Regions from separate parts of the Homo sapiens genome. Here region 1 is linked to region 2. A link is a loop called in an ENCODE intact Hi-C map of the cell type or tissue named here. Cell type or tissue: B cell. All regions are shown on one strand.

Region 1 (4,000 bases), 160 kb after region 2:
TCCTTCTTTGTGTTCGTAAGTTCTTATCATTTAGTTCCCACAATAGTTTCTTCTCTCACCTAATCTCATTTGATTTCTCAAACATCAATAGATGGAACTGTCCTTTCTTTTTCTCTTGAAAAATGTTCTTTGCTTGGGTTATGTGAAACCTCACTGTTTCATCAGGCCCTCTGTTCAAATTCTTTTGTGGTACCTTTTTCCTCTGCTGAACCTCAAGGTGTCTGAGAGTCCAAGGGTCAGATCCTGGGTGTTAATCTCTGTACCCACAACTCTCTTCACAGGTGATTTATGCAGTCCTATCTTCAAACTCCATCTATATGCTCCTGACTCCCCTATCTGTATCTCTACCCTTACCCCAGAACTCTATTCAAAAATCCAACAGCCTAGCTGCATCTTCATTTGGAGCCAGGACATGTCATTTTCCTGATTATGACAAGCCAAAGACTCTCCGAACCCTTCCTGTGGTGTACAGAACCTCATGTGATCTGACCTCTGCAAATCTTTCTGACCTCTTTTGATACCACACCTACCCAGGCAATTGGCCTGTTCTCTGTCCCAAAAATACACCATCTTTTCTCACTGTAAGGTCCTTGTACTTGCTGTTCCCTCTGCCTGTAATGCTTTTCCCTTGATTTCTTTGCATGACTGGTTCCTTTTTGTTATTCATAGCTCTTCTCATCCCTGCTCAAAGAGGTCTTCTATGACCACCCACCAAAAGCAACCAGTCACTCACACATAACCCTTTTTTTTACACGTGTATCAGTACTTGATATTTTGCTTATTAACTGTCTCCCCAACTAGAACATAAACTCTATGAAAGCAGAATCCTGTTTTGTTCATCACTATTCTCCAGAGCCTTAAGATAGTTTCTCTCACTAAGTGATACACATTTTTTAAAAATGTGAAAGCAAAGTGGTTTCAACACAATGTGTTAAATATCTCAGGTGCCCAGTGGAAGGAATGGTATTTAGGCTGGACCTTAACTATGTGCATTAAGCAGAATAGGGAGAAAGGAATAAGGCAGGAGGAGAGATTCTTGAGAGAAGAAACCATGTGAAAGAAGGCAACAAGGGCATGGTGTATTCTGGAGTAGCAACTATGTCAACTGTGAGAAGCTGGGGCATGAAATAAAGGGGGGCAGGTAGATTAAGGTGGGAATAAAAAGCCTTATATATCATGCTAAAGAGCTTAGATTTTATCCAGAAGTTCAAGGAAAACCACAGAATACATTTGATTAGAGTAAAAGACATCATTTAAGTTTCAGAAATAAAATTCTGACAGCCATGTGCGAGAATATGGAAATCCCCCCTTGGAGTCTCCAAATTAAAACAAATCAAAACAAAACACAGAACAGCATGAATACCCATCTGCTTGAGTGGTTTCTATTAGTCTATCAACATAATTATTTCTCTATATTATCTACATAAAATGTGTCATTTTTCAACTTAATCATATAAATAAAATCTTATGTATGTTTATTTTAATGTTTGCTGGGCTACTAAACATACCTGGGTAATAAACTTTTTTCCCATCAGTCTTGTATACAACCATTGTGATAAATTCTCGATTATTCGCAAAATCATCCTAAAATCACAAAGAATCCAATGTGGTTAGAAAATGGGTTCAAAATGCTATTTATTTTCTTTTTAAATCTCTCCAAAAAAATGCTCTAAATCTCTCCACAAAAAATCTCTAATTTTAAGAGCATTGTTTTCAGCTATTTAGTGCTATAAGAAACATTGTTTTTCTGAATTAAATTGTCATTTTAATAGATGACCACAATGTATGAATGTATATTAAGATTCGGAGGCTATTAAGATTATGGTTAACCTTTACAGAATCAAGACTAATGATTCAACATTTCCAAATTCCCTTCAGCATATTTCAATGTTAATATTAAGATCTAAACTATACACGATCAACCCCCAAACCCTCACTGAAAAGCACAAACTCCCTCATACTTTTCTTCAGAGATGACTTTTGAACAAGATTTTAAGTGTATAATTATAAAATACAAATTTCCTTAGAGGAAAATATTCATTTATCTGAGAAAACACTATTCTCAGGGCACCTATGTAAATTAAACAGGCTGGTGTTTACGTATGTCTTTCACAATGTTCTAACTATATTAAAAAAATTTCTGTATGGGATATCATTAGAAGGGTATCAGTACCTTGTCTGTTATGTGTCTACTAAGCAAAACCCAAACTGCAGCACCCCCCTGTGGACACTGCACCTCCAGTTTGTACTGGGGGTTGTTGGCCAGGCTATAGGCATCTTTCACAGGTCCTTGCTTAGCATCCCAAGTACTAAAAGATAAAGTCAACAAAGAAGGTTGTAATTAAATTTCTCATAGAGCTAAAATATAACACTATTTCAAAAAGTGAATTAAGCTATCCAAGTTTTTGGTTTTGTTTTACTGTTTTTAAATTTTTTTGGCATAACTAGGAAGCATGGAAAGAAAACAACTATTAACAAGATAGTCACTGTGGGCGTGACAAAAAGATGGAATGCTAGTCTTCCTAAATTAACCATTCCGTTATTTATTTATTTTTTTGAGACAGAGTCTTGCTCTGTTGTCCGGGCTGGAGTGCAGTGGCATGATCTTGGCTCACTGCAACCTCCACCTCCCAGGCTTGAGCGATCTGCTGACCTCAGCCTCCCGAGTAGCTGGGACTACAAGTGTGCGCCACAATGCCTGGCTAACTTTTGTATTTTTTGTAGAGACAAGGTTTTGCCATGTTGCCCAACCTGGTCTAGAACTCCTGAGGTCAACTGATCCACCCACCTCGGCCTCCCAAAGTGCTGGGATTACAGGCATGAGCCACTGCGCCTGGCACCATTATGTTTTTAAGTGAGGAAAGTGGATGCTATTATAAAGCATACTCTGCAATGTGCAAAAAGTTACCTGTGAATACATGTTGATTCTTTAAAAAGACCTGGATTCCAACTCAAATAAATCACATCATAATACTGGCAGAGATCATCCCAGGAAATCCAAAATATTCCTGAAAATTAATATCTTTGTTAATCTAAAAAAATCTTAATGCTAAATGATTTAAGTCAGTTACACATGTTTTGTCTTGTTAAAACATGTTTTTTTTTGAAGAATAAATGGTATTAAAATTAAAAAGATATATTTACCGTTGTCTATTTTCTGAGCTGTTCGGGGATCAAAGTTTAAATACTTTTGCAACTCTGGAGTCCAGTTTTTTACATCATTTTCACTGTATCTTCCTTTCCAACGTAAATGACTCCAAGGATTTTTCAACTGGATAAATCGCAGCCCCTATATAAAAAAGAAACAGGAGATAACATTAAGTTGTAAAACAGTTTTTACCATATTAGTTCTCTTATTAGAGGATGAACTGAGTACTTATCAATTCTTTTCCCCTCAAATCAACTTGAAATTAATATTTTTAACACTTTCACCAGGTCATACATCGATCAAAAACTGTAAATGGCTGCCTACTCCCTAGAGCTAATAGTGCAGTCTTTCACCGCATGTAGTTAAGTTAAAATTATATAAAATTCAAAAATCAGTTCCTTAGTCACAGCAGCCACATTTCAAATGTTAAATGACCACAGGTAGCTAGTAGCTATAGTGGCTAATGCATTGGGCAGCCCAGATACAGAACATTTCCATCATTGCAGGAGTTCTATTAGACAGTACTGCCTTAGAGCATGAAGTATTTTCTGCCTTTTCAAAGCTCACTCTACTCTGGCTCCACTTTATTTTCCAGTATTTATACTCCATGTACCTTTGGCTCTAATCTAGTTTTTCCTTTCAGAGTGCAATAAAATCCTTATTCAATTTTGCCTCTAAAGGCAATTGATCATGCTGTTCCCTTTTTCTGAAAGGCCCTCTTTGATCCCTTTAGCTACCCTTTCTTCTCAGTGCAGACAGACATAGTGAAGAAAAGAGAAAGGAACATGGACTTTGGGGTCAGAATAAAATGGGACCAAATTCCAGTTCTTTGGGTGGGTCATTTACCCTCTC
Region 2 (4,000 bases):
ATAAGTGGATGAAGAGGACTGAAAGGGGCTGGTCTAGATGGGTTTAGAATCCCTAGAAGACTAACGGGCTGTTGGTCCTTCGGTCAGTTTTCCATCAATAGTGTTCTCAGTGGAGGGTTTGATGTGAATCTAGGAACCAGGAGGTCTAGGTTATTGTCCCTTAGAAGGGTAGCTATTGGGCAGACCATCCGGCCAAGAGACAAGTAAGAATGACTTCAGAGAAAGCAAAACAGGTTGATGAAGTCGTCTTCCTTTGCCAGTGGTTGGCTGGGCATATACCTGTGAATGGGGCCAACAGTTTCCTCCAAACACAACCTGGAGTTGTCTCTACCCACAGGAGTAATTATGCCCCAAATTCTAACCCCCATAAAGCCAGGCTGCAAAAGTTTTCATTTAGAATATTTAAAGGTGAAGCTGGGCATGGTGGCTCATGCTTGTAATCCCAGCACTTTGGGAGGCTGGGGTGGGCAGATCACATGAGGCCAAAAGTTGGAGACCAGCCTGGCCAACATGTTAAAACCCTGTCTCTGCTAAAAATACAAAAATTAGCTGGGCGTGGTGGTGCATGTCTGTAGTCCACTGTAGTCCCAGCTAATTGAGAGGCCGAGGCTCACTTGAACCCGGGAGGTGGAGGTTGCAGTGAGCCCAGGTTGTGCCACTGCACTCCAGCTTGGGTGACAGAGTAAGAGTCTGTCTCAAAAAATAAACAATAAAAACAATATTTAAAGCTGGTTTAATGACATGCCGACCTCTGACACTGAGCAAGTGGCCTCTCATATATTTAAGATACATTAAGATTAACTGCTGGTCGTGGTGGCTCATGCCTGTAATCCCAGCATTTTGGGAGGTTGAGGCAGGTGGATCATCTGAAGTCAGGAGTTCGAGACTAGCTTGGCCAACATGGCAAAATCTTGTCTCTACTAAAAATACAAAAAATTAGCTAGGCATGGTGCCTTTAGTCTCAGCTACTCGAGAAGCTGAGGCAGGAACCTGGGAGGTGGCGGTTGCAGTGAGCCAAGATCATGCCATTGCACTGTAGCCTGGGCAACAGAGTGAGACTCCATCTCTCTCTCTCTCTCTCTCTCTCTCTCTCTCTCTCTCTATATATATATATATATATATATATATATATATATATATATATAACTGTTTGTTTTTTTTTTTTCATGGCTGGGTCAGGGTTGGAAGTGGGCCCAGGCAGCTGCCAACTTTAAGATATGTTGATTGTAAAATGTACTTCTTGTTAAATTAATGAGGTGACCCAGTCCATCAGTATTTTAACTATGAGCCAGTAGATTGGTTCACAAGCATATTAAAGGCCAAACCTAAAAATGGCTTCAGTCTCATTGCCTCTAGGTTCTTGTGTTCATTCTCGCTGGACACATTTCCATCAGTGCACCCTAAATTAATACAACAGAGGATCAGGTTCTCCCACGTTTGGGTGCTTAGGGACTAGGAAAGCAAGACCATGGTTGGTTTAGTAGCAAACTGTGTGGAATCATATAGACTACAAAGAGTCAACCAATATTGCCTTGTCTTCACAGCCAGAAAACAGTCGCCGGAAACGTAGTGAGTACTGGCTAACAGTACTATAAAAAATAGTATAAATACTATATTATATTAAAATATCCTATATAGTACTATATGTTTCTTTTGAACTTTTCACATATATTAATACATATAGTATAGTGATGTGTGTGTGCGTGTGTATATATATATACACATACACACACACATACTCCATACAATAGTGCTAATACAATTTTATTACAGGATTTGGAATATGAATAAATGGGTTCAAGTGCAGGACTTACCCAGTACAAACTACCAACTTCTTTGAACTTCAGACTCCACATGTCTAAGACTGAGATCTTAGTACCTAGTACCTGGCAGGGCTGCTGCCAGGATTAAGTGAGATCATTCAGATGGGAGTGCTTGGTTTACTATAAAGTACCAGTCAAGTGTTAGTTATTTCTATTATTTTGTATTTCTCCAGAAAGTATATTGTTAGGTCGAAATGGTAGAGCAGCTCATGAACCAAGTCTTTTTCAAGAAGGTTTAATCTTGGGGTCCTTGTAAGGGCTCGGGATTTGAATGTTGTACCACAAGGTGGTGCTAGACATTAGATGTTTTTATTGGCCTTCTACTCCCATCTTAATTAGTTACATAGTGTTCTTTTTTTATTGTTACTGAAGAGCATGGATTATTACAAATGTTTTCTAGATTAACTTAAAAGCTCATAAGATCAATCCCATCTTAGTTATATAGTGTCCATTTTTTAATTGTCATTGAAGAGCATAGAAAATATTTATTACAAATGTGTTTTCTAGATCAACTTATGAGCTCATAAGATCAATTTTGGCCTCACTGGAGATTAGAAAGCAAGGGTGCTTTTACCTAATGTTCAGTCTACTTTCCCTTCTGAAGGTGTTTACTTTCAGTTAAATCTGGGAAGCATTTTAAGGTAATGTCTGTGATGGGCTCGAAAGGCGTCTGCAAGGCCCCCAGGACACTGGGGAGCATAAATACGTGCTGGACACCAATGAAGGGTCCTAATTTTTTTTTCCTGTGAGTAAATACCCCTTTGTACTTTCCTATCCCCAAATGGTTTTGTGGATTTGCTTTTACTGTTGTTTGGAATTAAGGCCAAAGCAGAGAAGGGTCTGCAGCACAGATAATTGTCTGCCTCACGCAGATATTATTTGTAGCTATCTTTGATAGCATTTGGTTCCCTATTTCACAGTTGTCAACTGAGGAAGGGAAAATTGTGAAATGAGTAAACCAAGACTGTTTTGCAGGGCCATGTTCTCTATTGGGGAGCAGACATTTCTCACAAATTTAAGTAAGTTCTGCTACTGAAACCAAATGTTCTATTAAAAAGAAAATTAGTAGGGCACAGTAGCATATGCCTGTAGTCCCAGCTACTTGGGAAGCTGAGGCAGGAGAATCACTTGAGGCCAGGTGTTCAAGGCTACAGTGCACTATGATCTCACCTGTGAATAAACCAGCCACTGCACTCCAGCCTGAGCAACATAGCAGGACCCTGTCTTTAAAATAAATAAATAAAAATTTAAAAATAAGGGCAGGGCAAGGTGGCTTACACCTGTAATCCCAGCACTTTGGGAGGCCGAGGCAGGCGGATCACCTGAAGTCAGGAGTTCGAGACCAGCCTAGCCAACATGGTGAGGCCCTGTCTCTACTTAAAAAAAAAAAAAAAAAAAATTAGCTGGGCATGATGGTGCGCATCTGTAATCCCAGGTACTCGGGAGGCTGAGGCAGATGAATTGCTTGAACCTGGGAGGCAGAGGTTGCAGTGAGCCTAGATCGCATCACTGTACTCCAGCCTGTGTGACAAGAGCAAAACTCCGTCTCAAATAAATAAGTAAAATAAATCAGATGTTTTTCACTTTTCCTTCCTGTCCTCCTCAAATGTGTGGTATTTCATTAAATTGTGTTCAATGGGTACCAGCTGGATGCAGGGCACTCTGGGGTCACTATGGCTGGAGTGCAGGGTAGGGGTGAAGGGATAGTGGGTGTCAGAGGCATTTGAACCAGAGTAACTCCATTTTGAATAGGGGCTGAGTAGAATGAGGCTGAGACCTGCTGGGCTGCATTCCCAGGAGGTTAAGGCATTCTTAGTCATAGGACGAGATAGGAGGTCAGCATAAGATATAGGTCATAAAAACCATGCTTATAAAGCAGGTTGTAATAAAGAAGCCAGCCAAATCCCAGCAAAACCAAGATGGCGACGAGAGTGACCTCTTGTCATCCTCACTGCTACAGTCCACCAGCCCCATCACAGTTTACAAATGCCATGGCAATGTCAGGAAGTTGCCCTTTATGATCTAAAAAGGGGAGGCATGAATAATCCACCCCTTGTTTAGCATATAATCAAGAAATAACCACAAAAATGGGCAACCAGCAGCCCTTGGGGCTACTCTGTTGAGTGACCATTCTTTATTCATTTACTTTCCTATAAATTTGCTTTCACTTTATGGAC

The links. Hi-C counts contacts between places; a loop is a spot of excess contacts. Peaks named below come from ENCODE experiments on the same cell type or tissue, not always from the same donor. Only the 100,000 strongest peaks of a DNase experiment are listed, where the experiment ranks them.
Region 1: it touches region 2 in a loop (11-fold over the local background); 9 of 110 quality-filtered maps call a loop at or near these places.

What each region holds. Positions count from the first base shown.
Region 1 is chr3:15,239,762-15,243,761 of GRCh38, reverse strand. It overlaps CAPN7 (calpain 7), which reads right to left. Exons shown (of 21, transcript NM_014296.3): 13 at 3,145-3,289; 14 at 2,909-3,008; 15 at 2,174-2,309; 16 at 1,509-1,584. Among named protein-coding and RNA genes, the nearest start is that of SH3BP5-AS1, 12 kb to the left of the region's middle. In B cell, CTCF peaks have their summits at 2,057 and 2,264 (motif pointing left); a DNase peak (open chromatin) is centred at 2,211; H3K27ac peaks cover 1,369 bases.
Region 2 is chr3:15,403,732-15,407,731 of GRCh38, reverse strand. It overlaps a transcript of METTL6 not described here. Among named protein-coding and RNA genes, the nearest start is that of METTL6, 22 kb to the left of the region's middle. In B cell, CTCF peaks have their summits at 1,915 and 2,115 (motif pointing right); a DNase peak (open chromatin) is centred at 2,111; H3K27ac peaks cover 618 bases.